2 separate regions of the Homo sapiens genome follow, and region 2 is linked to region 1. A link is a loop called in an ENCODE intact Hi-C map of the cell type or tissue named here. Cell type or tissue: PC-9. All regions are shown on one strand.

The links. Peaks named below come from ENCODE experiments on the same cell type or tissue, not always from the same donor. Only the 100,000 strongest peaks of a DNase experiment are listed, where the experiment ranks them.
Region 2: a loop joins it to region 1, with 8 times the contacts of the local background. A loop is called at or near these places in 2 of 110 quality-filtered maps.

Annotation. Positions count from the first base shown.
Region 1 is chr6:43,663,037-43,671,036 of GRCh38, forward strand. It overlaps RSPH9 (radial spoke head component 9), which reads left to right. Exons shown (of 5, transcript NM_152732.5): 5 at 7,753-8,000. The coding sequence ends at 7,913. Among named protein-coding and RNA genes, the nearest start is that of MRPS18A, 21 kb to the right of the region's middle. RefSeq lists enhancers at 4,051-4,120, 4,741-4,890, 5,511-5,600, 5,691-5,850 and a silencer at 7,025-7,264. In PC-9, CTCF peaks have their summits at 4,383 (motif pointing right), 4,585, 5,513 and 5,715; DNase peaks (open chromatin) are centred at 2,485, 4,385, 5,305 and 7,155; H3K4me3 peaks cover 1,115 bases; H3K27ac peaks cover 2,724 bases.
Region 2 is chr6:44,335,396-44,343,395 of GRCh38, forward strand. It overlaps SPATS1 (spermatogenesis associated serine rich 1), which reads left to right and starts at 7,255. Exons shown (of 9, transcript NM_001372081.1): 1 at 7,255-7,373; 2 at 7,701-7,839. The coding sequence starts at 7,701. In PC-9, CTCF peaks have their summits at 3,326 (motif pointing left) and 3,543; a DNase peak (open chromatin) is centred at 4,716; H3K27me3 peaks cover 1,178 bases.

The sequences.
Region 1 (8,000 bases):
GTCCTCCTGCCTCAGCCTCCTAAAGTGCTGGGATTACAGGGATGAACCACCATGCCTGGCTCTATCTCAGCTTCTGACATGCCTTCCTTACTAAACTTAGTCATTTCTAGCTTTTGATTTAAAGTGAGAGGCGTGAGATTCTTCCTTTCACTTAACACTTAGAGGCTATTGTAGAGTTATTTTATTTTTTATTTTTTTTTGAGACAGAGTCTCACTGTGTTGCCCAGGCTGGAGTGCAATGGCATGATCTCAGCTCATTACAACCTCCGCCTCCTGGGTTCAAGCGATTCTTCTGCCTCACCCTCCTGAGTAGCCGGGATTATAGGCACATGCCACCATGCCCAGCTAATTTTTGTATTTTTAGTAGAGACAGGGTTTCACCATGTTGGCCAGGCTGGTCTCAAACTCCTGACCTCAGATGATCCACCTCCCTCAGCCTCCCAGAGTACTGGGATTGCAGGAAAGAACCAATGCGCCCAGCCTCTGTAGAGTTATTAATTGGCCTAATTTCATGATTGTTGTGTCTCAGGGAATAGGGTGGCCTGAGGAGAGGGAGAGGGCTGGGAGAAGTCAGAAGACACACATTTATCAATTAAGTTTGCCATCTTAAATGGATGTAGTTCGTGGTGCCCCAAAACAATATCATAGTAACATCAAAGATCACTGATCACAGAACACCATAACACATATAATAATAATAACAAAAAAAAGGGCTGAGTGCGGTGACTCATGCCTGTAATTCCAGCACTTTGGGAGGCCGAGGTGGGCGGATCACTAAAGGCCAGGAGTTTGAGACCAGTCTGGCCAACATAGTGAAACCCCATCTATACTAAAAATACAAAAATTAGCCAGGTGTAGTGTGCACACCTGTAGTCCCAGCTACTCAGGAGGCTGAGACACGAGAATCACTTGAACCTTGGAGGCAGAGGTGGCAGTGAGCCGAGATCACGCCACTGCACTCCAGCCTGGGTGACAGAATGAGAATGTCTCGAAAAAAAAAAAAAAAGAGTTTGAAAAATTGTGAAAACTACCAAAATGTGACACAGAGATACAAAGTGAGCATATGCTGTTGGAAAAATGGCACTGATATACTGGCTTTACACATGCAAACCTTCAATTTATAAAAACTGCAGTGTTTGTGAAGAGCAATATATCAAAGTAAACCTGTGATGATGATGATGATGATGATGATTATTTTGAGACAGAGTTTATTTATTTGAGACGGAGTTTCTCGCCCAGGCTGGAGTGCAGTGGCATGATCTCAGCTCACTGCAGCCTCTGCCTCCCGGGTTTGAGTGATTCTACTGTCTCAGCCTCCTGAGTAGCTGGGACTACAGGCGTGAGCCACTGCACCTGGCCTTATTATTAATTTTTTTAGTGGCAGAAAGTCCTTAGAGATGAGTTGGGGCAGGCCTAGGAGGGCCTAGAAGGCCAAGGCAGTAGAAGCTGCTGGTGGCTTGTGAGCAGGTCTGTGACAATAAGGCAGTGGTACACAGGTGGAGCGAGACAGGGCAAGGCAAACCAGGAATCATGAGGCCATTTCAGGGCTACTGCAGTGCCCCAGGGGCCAGGCAATGGTTCTGAGTGGGTAGGAGCTGCCACCAAGGAGTGGCCATTTGGGCTTCCATCATACAGGAACATCTGAGTCAAGCTACTCTGAGCAGGGCCAGTGCTGTAGTGACAGAGAGGAGGGTCTCCGGACAAGTAGGGGGATATGAAGAGGGTCTATAGGGGTTGGGGCATTTCTCGCCCATCAGACATACTTCTCAGACTCCCCTCATCTCCTCCATCTCTGCTCCCAGACTTGTCAGGAGGCTGAGGGTGCTGTACGTCCCTCGTTGACAAAGGGAGCCTGGAACGGCGGTGGTGATGGAACCTCAGAGCCAGGGGCTGAGGGGTGGGCCTACAGAAGTCCTCTTCATTCCCCTAATCTGAGGGCAGCAGCCCTGTCCCCTGATTCAGGGTGTGTCTGGCAAGCCCTTTGCAGCCTTCTTACCTGCAGCTGGATGCTCCAGAATCAGAAGATGAAACTCTCCTTTGTGCTGGGTGAGAGGGGCTGGTGCAGTAGTGCTGCTTTGCCCGTGGAGCCTCATCCACTGTGCAGCAAGAGGGGTGAAGAGGGTGATAGAGCTTCTGCAGCCAAGACCAAAGCCAGCTAGATGGGGTGGGGCCCAGCAAAGTCTTCCTAAGGGAACACCATCAGCCCTATCTGCCCTCTGCTGTCTCGGGTAAGGTGGACCCTGGAGGCAGCTGTCTTTCCTTGCAACAGGAGAAGTAAAATGTGGAGCTTTGGAGTCTTCCTAAAGGCTGCTGGGGTTGGGGCTGGGCAAGGTGGCCCATGCCTATAATTCCAGTGCTTTGGGAGGCCAAGGTGGCAGAATCGCTTGAGCTTAGGAGTTTGAGGTTACTTGTGATTGGCCACCATTGCATTCCAGCCTGGTGAGCCACTCTGATGTGTCCAGTTGGCAAGTGAATTCATCAGGCCTATGGGAGGTGTGGCATCTGGGCCTGGCAGGTGGGTGAGCTGCAGTGACCCAAGGCCCTAGGCATCCTGCCCTGATGGTGACCTCAGGGCTGCAGGATCAGCTGCTGGCTTCACTTCCCAGTCCACCCCACCATGTTGCTTTATGAGCTGGAACCTTGGAAGCTGAGGACTCCTGGCATTTCCTGGGCATGTGGGCCTCAGGGGAGGGATGCTCCTGGCCTTACCTTGGGAAACCTCCCCATACTCTTCAGGTCCTTCCTCCCAGAGCCACTACTACCAGTTTTTCTTTCTTTCTTTCTTTCTTTTTTTTTTAATTTGACAGGGTCTCACTCTGTTGCCCTGGCTGGAGTGCAGTGGCCAGTGGGATGATCTTGGCTCACTGCAACCTCCGCCTCCCAGGATTAAGTGATCCTCCTGCCTCAGCCTCCCGAGTAGCTGGGACTACAGGTGTGGACCACCATGCCTGGCTAGTTTTTGTATTTTTTGTAGAGATGAGGTTTCACCGTGTTGCCCAGGCTGGTCTTGAACAACTCAGCTCAAGGGATCCACCCACCTCAGCCTCCCAAAGTGCTGGGATTACAGGCATAAGCCACCGTGCCCAGCCTAGGCCCACCTTTTTCTCACGATGGTTCGATGAGGGTCATGGCGATGGAGTGGAAGTGTGGATGGTCACAGGAGAGCGGACAGCTCTGATTTTCCTCCCCGGTCCCCTTTCCTTATCAGCTAGGAAAAGAGCAGTCTGAGCTGCTTGGAGGCTCCCCTGCCAGGCAGGCAGCAGCTGGGCTGGGCTGCTAATTGGGGCCAAAATCCCAAGGAAGAGTTCCCTGGGACACCAGGACTGGCTGGAGGGATGGGATTTGGCAGCTGTTTTCTGGCCAGTTAGGATAACTGTTTCCTTTCAGGGTCTGAGGCAGTTGTTCAGGGTGACTTCACGTGGCTTCTGAGCAGGTGTGGTTTTGGTTGGCCCTGTTCCTGGGACTCCTGCTCTGTGTCCATGAGGTAGGCCAACGACTCCGCATCTTGTCCCTTGGCCAAAGTGACAAGAGACACCTTGGCTGAAGAGAGGAGTGGGAGAGCTGTTGTCCTCATGAGTTGTCATGCCGTGTCCAGGGATCCGCAAAGTTCCATGGGAGTGGGTAGCTGGTTCTGGGGTGGCAGGACCATCCTCCTGCCGGATCCAGGGTAATGACTAAGAGTTCTCTGACCTTGGGCTGCAGCCAGGTGGCATAGATGCAGCCGTGGGTCAGGAGGCCATATATATACATATATTTGAGACAGAGTCTCGCTGGAACCTCAGCTCATTACAACCTCTGCCTCCTGGGTTCAAGCAATTCTCCTGCCTCCGTCTCCCAAGTAGCTGGGATTACAGGCGCATGTCACCACGCCTAATTTTTGTATTTTTAGCAGAGATGAGGTTTCACCATGTTGCCCAGGCTGCTCTCGAACTCCTGACCTCAGGTGATCTGCCCACCTCAGCCTCCCAAAGTGCTGGGATTACAGGCGTGAGCCAGCACGCCCGGTCAGGAGCCTAGATTCCTAGGTAGTATCTTGCCATTCGATGCTCCCTGAACATCCACTATATCAGCAAATAGCCACTGAGCAGCTACAACAGGCACCTGTGATGCCCTTGGAATAAGAAAAACACCTCCCTTGCCTCAGAGGTTTGGGAAGATCAAATGAAACAGAGGATGGGAAAGGGAAATGTAAACTAGAGGGTGCCTTGCAAGCATCGGTGTCCTGGGAGGTAAAGGAGGAGGGCTGGAGGGCCACTGCTCCTCTCCTTGCTCCACTCTGGGCTGGTGCAAAGGTCTCAGAATTGCCAGGTGCACACAGGCTGGGGCTCCTTCCCAAGCAATTCCTCAGCAGCAATGCTCAGTTCAGGCAGCAGAGGGCAGCAACGCGCCTGCCTGCCTACCTGGAAAGCAGCCTTTGAAAGCTGCTGCTGGTGGTGGTTGAGGACCGGGAAGGGGGCGAGTGAGGCGGGCATGGGCGCGGGGGGGAACATGGTGCCCAGGGTCAGCCTTCCCTTCGGGATGTGCGCAGGTGGCTCTTCCTGCCCCAGTTCCTTGGAAGCCTGGCTGACAAGTGTTCAGCCTTCTGGGCCACGGGGCCTGCCTTTGCTACTCGATTTGATACGGGTCTGGCAGCCAGAGGTTTCTCCCTCCTCCTCCTCCTCTGTCCTCAGGCCTCTAGGGGGTATATGATTCTTGTGGCCCTTGTAGGGGATGGGGGTGCCTCTCCCACTGGGAACCCATGGCCATTTTTTTTTTGTATGTGACAAAAATTTTGTTGGTGCTCATCTGAGAGGGTTTGAGCCATCTGTTGCCCCTGGACAGCCCTGGTCCCCAGCCTGGCCTACTGTCCCTCGATCTTAATCCCAGAGCTGCCTTTCTTCCAGGATGGCAGGAGAATGTAATTAGAGTAAGTACGCCCTAGCCTGAGGTTTCCATACTAGCAAGGTGGGTGAGACCCTGTGGGCCCAGGAAACCCAGGAGGAACCCCTCCTGATTTACCAACCTGTACCCATCACATCCTCAAAACACAGCTTCTGGAGAAGAGTGGCTGCTAGGGGGCAGGAGGGATTTGGGGAGAGAAGAGAGAGCGGGGGCTGTGAACCTGCAGCACCAAGTCTGCAGGGGGCTTTTCCCCGAGTCCTGGAGGCGGTGACAGCAGCTGGCTGGGCTCAGCCTGTTCAGCAGTTGCAGTAAGAAAGTGGGTGAAGGTGACAGCAAGTGCTTGGCTCTTCAGGTAGATGCTACGTGACTCCTGGCACGTTGAGTCTGTGTTTCCCGGGCGACCAGCTGAGCCAGGGACGATGAGAGGACAGGAGTGTGACAGGAATGCGAGGGAGGGAGGCAGTGCTGTTTTCTGGCTGGCCCTACATGCCGCTACCGTACTCCACCAGCACCCTCCCGCCTGCGCAGCACTGCCCCCTGCCAGGCGGGGGCACTGTATTTCCCTAGCTCCCCTGCCAGTTTCTCCTTGCTCTCTGGGTAGGAGCCCCTGCTGATAGGCCTAGGCCACTTCGTCCAAGAACACTGCCCCCCGCCCCCTGCATTATCTACTGGAGGCAAGAGGTGGCCAAAGCCTAGGCAGGCAGGCTGGTGTGAGGGCAGGGCAGGACCAAGCCCTTGCCCAGGCATGCCAAGGTGCTGGCAACAATGAACTGACAAGGGTCTAGGTTGGAGGACTCCAGGATTCCATTTTCTCCAGGGCAGCACCTAGCCCAGGCAGGCTGCAAGCTGCCCTCCCTCAGTAGGCAGATAGAGATGAGGCAGTCTGGTCTTAGTTCAAGGGGCTGAGGGACTGTCTTTATGGAGCCTGGTCCCTGACGATACTCTAGGCTGGTGGGGTGACCAAGTGAGGGAATCGGATCTCCCTGGGTCTGTGCTTCTTGTCCAAGGCTGAAGCAGTGGAGTTGGAACACTCTGTCCTGTTGGACCCCCACCCTCATCAATCCTAAACAATCTGTTTTCTGGAGATGCATGACCAGGAAAGTACCAGGCTAGGGACTCTCAAACTCTGAGGGCAGGTCTGAGAGGCAGAGGACCTCAAGCACCCAGAGAAAAGTTTTAAGAGTCAGGGGAAATACTCCTTCTCAGGGGCAGTGTTCCAGCCGGAGCCCCGCTAACACAGGGGCACTACTTTCTTCTTGATGTTGTCCAGCAGGCACTGTGTGGGCTGGAGGGGGCTGACGTCATCCTTTGCATGGGCGATGGCACTTGGTGCTGGCCACTGCACGGTGCTAAAGTGAGCTTTGCGATTGGCTTCTCCCTGAGCAGGACCAGGGACAGCCAAACTATATACGCCCAGAAAACTTTGGTTTTGACCTGGGCAGGCGGCTGCACCCTGAGTAAGGGTGCATGAGCTGCCATGAGGGTCAGGGGTTCCTGGCAATCAGGTTTCTTGGATGCAGGGTGGCCCCCAGTGGGTGGGCACTGAGTTGTGAGGCTGCAGGGTGTGGAGTGACTAGGGTGAACCATGGTTGGAGGTGGCCCGTGGGAAGCTGGGGCAGCAGGAGCCAAGCAGCCAGGCTGAGCTGGCAGCTGATGAAGGCCTCAGAGAAGCTCTCAGCGCATGGCTGGCTGGTCCAACACCAAAACTTTCAAAGCATTTGCCTTTCTGGCAGGGCCTGGAGCAGGGCTGTGGCTGGGCCGGGAGAGGCCTCAGTGCGCAGGGGAATAGAAGCCCCAGATCTGCATCCAGAGGCGATTTTCCCAGGCTCCTTCCTCCCACACTGTGGCTCCCTCCCTCGGTTCTGGAGCTTAATCAGGCCCTTCCAGCCAAGTCCTCATGGCTGCACGACTCAGCCCTGAGCTGGGCTGCTCCTGTGTGGGGAGACAAAAACCAGGGCAGAACCTAGGACAAAGGCTCATTAGGGGCAGCCCAAGTCCCCTCCCACCAAGGATGGCTCCCAGTCTACCAGCTGCCAGAAAGGGCCATTGAGCTAGGAGGCCTGAACTGCCCAAATTTCTATTTGAGCCTTCCTTTCCTGGTCTGGTCTAATCCAACTCAGGAGAGGCTTCAGGAAATGGGGAAGACACAGCAAAATGGCAAGTAGTGGCAAACCACACTAGAACTGGTGACTGCACTAGGTATAGTGTGGGAGGAGCTGGTGTCTCCCTTGGCCCAGCCCAACTCCCCTCTGCCTGTGGATTGGATTCAGCCTCCTCCCCCACTCAACCTTTAGCTAGACTTGCTGACAGGAACAAAACAGACTGGTTTGAGTTTCGCCTCTTTTCATTTCCTTTGCCCTCCCTCTGAAAGTGGTTTTAATGAGCAGTGAGATGGCTAAAAGGGCTGGGCGTGGTGGCTCACATCTGTAATCCCAGCACTTTGGGAGGCCAAGGTGGGAGGATCGCCTGAGCCCGGGAGTTTGAGACCAGCCTGGGCAACACAGTGAGGCCCCATCTCTACAAAAAATCAGAAAAGTTAGCTGGGTATGGTGGTGCATGCCCATGGTCCCAGCTACTCTGGAGGCTAAGGTGGGAGGATTGCTTGAGCCCAGGAGTCAAGACTGCATTGAGTTGTGATTGCGCCACTGCATTCCAGCCTGGGTGACAGAGTGAGACCATGTCTCTTAAAACGAAAAGAATAATGGCTAAAAGACAATCAGGGAGTAAAGCATCTGGAGAATTAAATGGTCTCTCCCCAGTGGAACCATAGCACCTGGGCCTGGCTGCCCAAGGAGCCAGGGGCCACAGCATGAAGGGCAGAGCTGTGGCTCCAGCAGCACCAGGCCTCACCTCCTGCCTGTCTTATCTCAGGGTCCTGGAGCATCCAGATGGAGAGGGGCAATGCCCTGGTGGTGCTGCGCAGCCTGCTCTGGCCGGGCCTCACCTTCTACCATGCTCCCCGCACCAAGAACTATGGCTACGTCTACGTGGGCACTGGCGAGAAGAACATGGACTTGCCCTTCATGCTATAGAATGGGAGCCAGCCTGGATGTTTTTAAACAGAGTCTAAACATGATTTTCTTAAGCTTCAGTGAACTTGGCCTGCCTGTTCTGTCCTA
Region 2 (8,000 bases), 670 kb after region 1:
CCTCCTGAGTAGCTGGGATTACAGGCACGCACCACCACATCCAGCTAATTTTTTGTATTTTTAGTAGAGACGGGGTTTCATGATGTTGGCCAGGATGGTCTTGATCTCCTGACCTCAGGTGACCCACCCGCCTTGGCCTCCCAAAGTGCTGGGATTACAGGCGTGAGCCACTGCACTCGGCCTTCTACTTTTAAGAAATATCTAGGCTCAGAAAAACAAGACATGTCCATTTCTTACAGATCTCTCCTTGGCAATACCCTGAGCAGAAATCTGACTTCCACCATTTGTTCCTCAGCCCACATCAGCCAACCTGCTGGCTTTTGTTTTCTTTCCCCTTTCTCTGTTTCTCGGGAAATCTGTCTATTCTTATGCTTGTAGGGGGAAAGAAAAGTGGAGGTGGACCTGAAAGAGCAGATGGCAGAGCTCAGCAGCATGCTACCTCTTGCCACCAGCTTGGGCTGTGGAAATGCTATTTTATAGTTGGCAATTCCACCATGAGCTAGGTGACCCCTCTGCTGCACCTGTGGTTTGTGAAATGGATCATATGACCTTCAACAAAACAACAGCTGGGGCTTTTTAAACCAGGAAGATCCTGCCATGCTAACTTGCATTTCTTTTCCTAACCTACCATAGAATCTTGCCCTAGTTCTGCCTTGCACTCTTTTTTTTAGGGGAGAATTTCCAAGGCCAATGAGCTCCCTACCTAGCCATTTTTGCATTTTTCTTAGAGTTTGTGTGGAGAAGCCCGTCTCTCTCAGGAGGCAGTCTTCCCCATTGTCTTCTAAAAGCTGGCCCTTCTGGAGGGTTTCAGTCTGTCCCTGGTCCTGGTTCAAATCTGAGTGAAGATGCAGGAGGATGTAGCCACCCTCCTCTCAGAGTTCATGATGAGCACGGTAAGGAGATGATCTCACTTCTTCCCCAAGAACCTTTAGCTCTTTAACAACTTGCAAGAATGAAATTTCTTCTATTGGTTTCTCTCCTCCACTCTTCCCCAAGAGAACAAGCCAAATACTGTACAGGTCCTCTTGCATCAGAGTTGAGTGTTTGTACTTCTTTATTATATAAATCAGTCATAGAAGGAATTGCTCTTCATAACAAAAGCACACAGTTATTGACTTCCTACCATGTGCCTGTCATTCTAAGTGACATGTATTTATTCATGAATCCTCTCAACCTTATGAGGGAAGTACTATTATGATCTCCGTTTACAGATGAGGAAACTGAGGCTCACAGGGGCTGAATAACTTACCTAGAGTGGACAGCTGGTAAGCAGGAGTGGCAAGATTTGCGCTCGGGAAGTTTGATTCTGAAGACTGCGCTTGTTCTTATAACGTCATAATGCTTATTTTCACAGTATTGGCTGGGTTGAAGACCACAATAACATTTATTTGCTTATTTTTTCTGCAAAAGTAACAAATATTCAGCAATGTTCAGAGATTTGGCAGCCTCTTAATAGGCTCCAGTAATAGTCTGGCCTTCTGTGGATGAATGTTCGTTCTCTTTAGAATATGGATTATTTAATGCCTCTTCGTCTCCAACTTGGAGCCCCAGGTACCAATTTCAGGCACCAGAAAAAGTTCATTCAACTTCCTGTTGGTAGGCCAACATCTCCCACTCTCAGCCTAGCTGAAACCAGCTTAACCATTTCTTTTGCTAACCCTCTTTCCTCTCCAGTTCACACAGAGACCCATGTAAAATTAGATCTATTTTTCCAAGACTTGGTGTCCTCAGGCCGTAAGTCTTGGGGTTGTCTTTGCCTCCTCTGTTTGGTTGGCTTCTCATATCCATTAAGTGCCTTCTGCCTGGCCCTCTTCCTCAGACAGCAGCCTTCCCACCTCATCAGACTAATCTCCCTAGAGCTCTAGGGTTCTACTAAGAAAGAAATGGCACCCTCCAGCTGAGTAACTGCAGGGTATAATAAAGGCACTATTTACAGAGGTGAAGGTGGGGTTTAGGAAAAGCAGCAGGGAATGGGGCAATGCCTCAGGGCTGTAACAGCTGGGAGTCACTTCTATTCCTAGGCCTGCAAGGTCCAGGGAAGGAAGCAGTCAGTAGTCCCCAAAGAGAGCTGTGTGGAGCCCACCCCTGACAGGGGCCGTGGCCCTAAGGGGAGGGGCATAGACAACTGAGGCCAACAGGACAGGAGCTAGGGGTTGAGGGGTAAATACCCTGACTTCACTTCCCTCCCTGCCTTCCTCTATGGGATTTGGGGGTGCCTCTATGGGATTTGGGGGGTGCAGTCCACATAGGCCAACCTCCCAGGCAGGCACAAAACAAGGTGGAGACAGTGGGAGTGGACCTGGGAGGGATACAAGGATGGGCAGCATATGCCATTTTTGCCTCATCATTCCTCTGATGAGAGATCTGCAGTGACTTCCTAGTCCATATTGGGTTAAACCTCATATTGAAGGAATTCCACTTCAACCTCACGTAATTCAGCCTTTTCCTTTCCTGTTCTGTAGAGTATAGGCATTCCACTCACAGAAGCTGCTGTCCTTACTCTGCATGTCTGTTTTATATATTACATAGGTTACACACATTTTAAAATCTTAGTCATTGATTTATGTTACTCAGAAATCCAAGTCCAAAGGGACTTTTGTGTTTCTGGGACAAGCGTCCTCCCAGGCCTCTCCCAGGCGGTCTGGCAGCCTAGGATGTAGCCCTGACAGCCTGGCCAGTACTGAGATGACAAACGGACCTGCTCATTGCTGAGGGCACATATAAGAAGGCTCTGGCACAGTGGTGAAAGCTTAGGCTCTGAATCTAAAGAGACTGGATTTAAACTCCAGCTTTGCCAGTTACGGTGGTGGGATGAGTTACTTCTGCCTTCTGAGTCTGTCTTTCCTCATTTGTAAACAGAGGATGATTCTACTAGCACTTCACTGTGGTTGGGATTAAATGAGATAAACAAATGTAAAGAGATGGGCAAAGCTATCAGGGGAACTCAGTCAGGGAAAGGACTGTGTTTTACTCACCTTTAAATTCTTGTACCTAGCACAGTGCCTGGAACATAGCAGGTGTCTGGTCATTGTTTCCTGGCCTGAACTGATGGGGAGGCCCTCTGGCTATTTGGGAGCTGGCCATGTTAGTCAGTTCTGAGGTAGCAAATGCTCTCTCTCCCCTATCTTTGCCAGGCTTCTTCTGCCTACCATTGAAGGGTTCTGACGGTGGCCGTGTGTCAGTAATCCACTCAACACCTATTTCCCTAGCGCTGTCTTTATACAAGGCTCTGTGATGCCCCTTACTTGAAGTCAACTGTAGACAATCTATGAGCGCATCCCGTTTTCCATACCTGGGTTTATACTGCCCTCTGGTGCACACTTATGGGACACGCGCGTTAAATGAGGGCTTCTGCTGGGTGACCTTTCCTTGACATTGGGGAAGAGAGGCTCCCCTATAGGGACAGCCTGCAGTGCTCTTTCGAGGAGAAGTGGTGTTTAAGACGCCCTCCTCACCCAGTTTAGCTTGTAGCTCTTGAGGCTTACCAAACTCGAGGCTTTTTTTTTTTTTTTACCAATGTCTCTGACCCTAGGCAATTAAATAATACCATCCTTCTAGGCTCAAGTTTCTTTCTCCAGCAGGCACTTTTTGTCCTGCCAAGACTCAAGAGGAATGGGGTAGAGTTTATTTGAGTTTATCTTTCTCCCTCTGCTGTCTGGTTTCCTCTAATCTCTGGGCTCTTGATTCTTATGGCTGCCCCAGCTGCTCTCAAGGGTCTGGGGTTGGGGGAGCCAGGGGAGAACCAGAACCAACGGTTCCTATCCAGTGCCTGGCCCCCTGCTTCCACCCCCGCCTCACTGTCTATCATTCCTTCCCAGAGACAAGCTCCCAGCTACTGAAAGCGAAGTGGGGTCCTTCAGGGAGAAGGAGCAAAGGGGAAGGGAGGGGGTTAAAGTTCAGCCCACCCTCCTCTGGCCTCACCATGAAACCTGCTAGAAGTATTTGTCCTTCATGATTAAGTTGAATAACATAAATTTGCTGATATGCAACTATGTTTCACCTACATAACCAGAAATTTTATATAGTTCAGTGGAAAACTTCACACGTAAACCCTGTGCGTGTTTGTGTTGGCCTGGAGCCCCAGGTTTCCTGAGCTCATTCAGACCCAGGAGAGCCAGGCTTGTGGAACATCAGGATCCCGGACTGTAAAGCTGAAAGGAGGGCCCTAAAGCTGGAGAAACAGTTGAGTTGACCTTAAGGACCTGGGACCACCGCCCCTCCCTGCATCAGGCCTCCATGTTCCTGCACAGGTGCTGCAGTAACCTCCAGGCTGGGCTTGGTTTGGGGTGCTCAGACAGGGGACGGCAAGGGAACACTGAGGAAGGCCTTCTTCTTGCCCAACTGTGCTCACCCTCCCGGCTATACAGGCAAGATTTTCTGGGACCTTCAGGAACCTCAGTCTTCTGGGGACATCTAGCATCCTCCCCTCGCCTCTGCTGCTGAACTCTGGTTGTGGGGCTGCTGTGCACAGGAAGCTTCAGGTGCCAATCCTGGGAAAACACTGGCTGTGCGTTGGGGCCAAGCTGATCAGAGGCAGCTCCACGGCCTTGAGAACACTTTAGCTGGCTCCAGTGCCTCGCCAAACCTTGGGCACAGCTGCCAGGGCAGGCCTGGTGCGACAGGCATCTAAAACTTGCCCAAGGAGTGAGGGCAAGGTGGCCTGGGAGGTTTTAAGCTGCAGAGTAAGGGAAGGCTTGTGAGTCACAGTTCACAGGACTCACTAAGGATGAGAAAGTTTCCCTTCTGTGATTCACTCGCCTGCCTTGCAAAATCACCTGACCAACAGATAGATCTTGATGTCTTGGAACCTGGTGGTTCAGGTTAGAAACCTGGACTCTTTCCTCCTAGGAGGATGCAAGCAAGAGAGGGAGGGGCTCAGCTCAGACCATTGTAATCATCCATCCACCCACCCACCCACTCACTCATTTATTCATTCATTAAATAAATGGTTATTGAGCATTTATATGTGCCAGGCACTGTGCTAGTTGCTTGGCATACAGCAGTGGACAAAATAGACAAAAATCTCTGCCTTCCTGGTGAGGCAGCCTCTTGAGTCAAGCCATTAATAACTAACTATGCTGTTGCCCAGCTAACATTTCTATTAAATAACTGTTACCTCTCCTACCGTGGGATAAAGAGATAACATGTTTTTTTAACTTCAATAAGGGGAAATGCTCAGGATATGCAGCCATCCTTCTGTATCCCTGGGGGATTTGTTCTAGGACTCCCCTCCCACACCAAAATCTTGAGCATATCAAGGATGTTCAAGTCCCTTTTACAAAATGGCATAGTATTTGCATATAACTTATGCAAATCCTCCTGTACGGTACTTCAAATCATCCCTAGATTATTTATAATACCTAAAGCAATGTAAATGCTATGTAAATTGTTGCTATACTTTGCTGTTTTTATCTGTATTATTTTAAATTTTTATATATTTTTTGAATATTTTTAATCTGTAGTTGGTCATATCTGTGGATCCAAAACCCTCAGATATGGAGGGCCAACTTTTTTTTTTTTTTTTTGAGATGGAGTCTCACTCTCTTGTCCAGGATGGAGTGCAGTGGCATGATCTCAGTTCACTGCAACCTCTGCCCCCCGGGTTCAAGCAGTTCTCCTTCAGCACCCCAAATAACTGGGATTACAGGTGCCTGCCACCACGCCTGGCTAATTTTTTTTTTTTTGTATTTTTAGTAGAGACGGGTTTCATCATGACGGCCAGGCTGGTCTTGAACTCCTGATCTCAAGTGATCCACCCACCTCGGCCTCCCAAAGTGCTGGGATTATGGGATTATGGGCGTGAGCCACAGCCCCAGCCATCAACTATAATCTTAAATTTTAAAAGCCCAATACAAGAGATATCTATATCTATATCTATCTATCTATCTATCTATCTATCTATCTATCTATCTATCTATAATATGTTAACATATTTGTGCACAGAAAAAGGGTAGAGAGGAAGGAGCCCCTAAATATCAGCAGGGGTGTAAATCACTAGGGGTATATGACATACATGTGCATAGAAAAAGGACAAGGAATAACCCCTAAATATCAGTAGGGGAGATTGTATTTTCTAGGAGGGCCACAAGATCCCCTGTCCCCTGTGCTCTTCATACAGTATGACCATGATGGAGAGGTGTGATCTAAGTTCCCTCTCCATGCATTTGTGACTATGGAGGCAATACAACTTCTGCCTGGTCCTCCTGGGATGCTCACGTTGGAAACTCAGACACTGGTGTGAGAAAGCACATGGAAACGCCACACATGGGTGAACTGGCGCTAACCCTGCTGACCTCAACTGACAACCAGCATCAATCACCAGACACATGAGTGAGGAAGCTCCTCTGTGACCTCTGACTGAGACCCTGTGAGAGACCCCAAGCATGAACAGCCTAGCTTAGCCTAGCCAACGACCAGGATCAGAAATTAAAAATGAATGTTGTTGTTTAAAACAACAGAGTTTGAGGGTGATTTGTTATATAGCAATAGCTATCCAGGAAAAAAGTATTTAACTTCTGTATGGTGAGATCATGGATATTAATAATACTTTTCCATATTTTCCAATATTTCTATAATGACCATTTATTTCTCTTATAATCAGTAACAAAAGAAGGGAAAACTTGGTCTAAACACGAATTTAGGGACTTAAACTAGACTTGGAGAAAAGCTTTCTATGCAAGATTTATTAGATACTGGAAAGGATGAGGAAGACAAATTTAAGTCAATATGATGGAAAGAGTGGTGGATTTGGAATGAGGAAACTTAGAAATGAATCTGTTTTCTGGGTGACCTTGCGCAAGCCTTTGCTAAAATTTGGTTTTCTATTTTGAAAAACGCAGCTGGCTGTTTAAGGAAGATAATATCCACCAGGGCGCCTGGCCCAGAAAAGGCGCTCTGTAAGTGGTAGGTGGATCCTGTCTAATCAACGCCAATTATAACCAGGCATCTGCAAGCTTTGTGGAGGGCGCATCTTTCACTGCTACCAGAGCCTACAGTTCTAATAATGAAAATTGCCTGGAAAAGAACCACAACTCTTAAAAAAAAAAAAAAAGTCCAAAATCACAAAGTGGCTTTTGCAGCGGTCCTTGCCTGTGACGCCGGGCCATGGCTGGAGCTCCTTGCTCCGTACCTCTCAGGAGCCTCCATCCTGTACCAATGGCCAGAGAGCCGGGGGGTGACAGACAGGGGGGCCGGCAGCCGAGCCAGGCAGGACGCTGCGCGCCGCGTTACTGGAGCCGGTGTCCCGGCAACCCCGGAACGCGCCTCTGTGGGAGAAGCAGGCGGCTGCGGTGTCCCTTTTGCCCTAGGCTCTCGGTTCTCAGGCCTCGGCGTGCGGCGTGCGTTCGGCAGTTCAGTTGCCAGTTGGTTCGTTGGTCCGTGGAGGCCTCTGAGCACAGACCCGGGCCTCCCCTGGGGAAGGGGGTGGGAAGACCCCGAGGTGGAAAAGAAGGAGCACCTTGAGCTGGATGGGGGCTGCAGCGAGCCTGGTTCGGGCTGGGGGCGGACTCGCTGGGGCTCCCAGGGCTTCCAAACCACGAAACGCCCAGGTGGAGGGAGTAAGGCTCCCGTTTAGAGGCCAGTCCTGCCCTCCTGACTTTCGGTGGCTTGTGGAATTTGTTTGTTTTGACTGATACCTTTCTTACGAGGGACTTTCTTTGTCTCTGGGTTGCTTCTAATATTTAAAATCATCATGGGCACAGATGAGTCCATCCATGCTCACTGGAAACAGTCCACGGGGCTGCCGTCTCCCCTCCATCTCAAGCACGACCTGCGGCAGACAGCTGGAGAAGGTTCCAGAAAAAAGGGACTCTGGCATGACCGAGGTGGAGAGGACCTACAGTTGAGTTCTAAGAAATCCAGGCTGTGGAGTTGGTGGCCACATCCAAGTATACTACACCCGGGGGCGGGGGCAGGTGGGGGGCACCATTTGAAGTTTAGAAGGAAGCTAGTTTGGGGGCATGTAAAAAGAGCTGCTTGAATAGTAGCTTATGTTTGTGCTA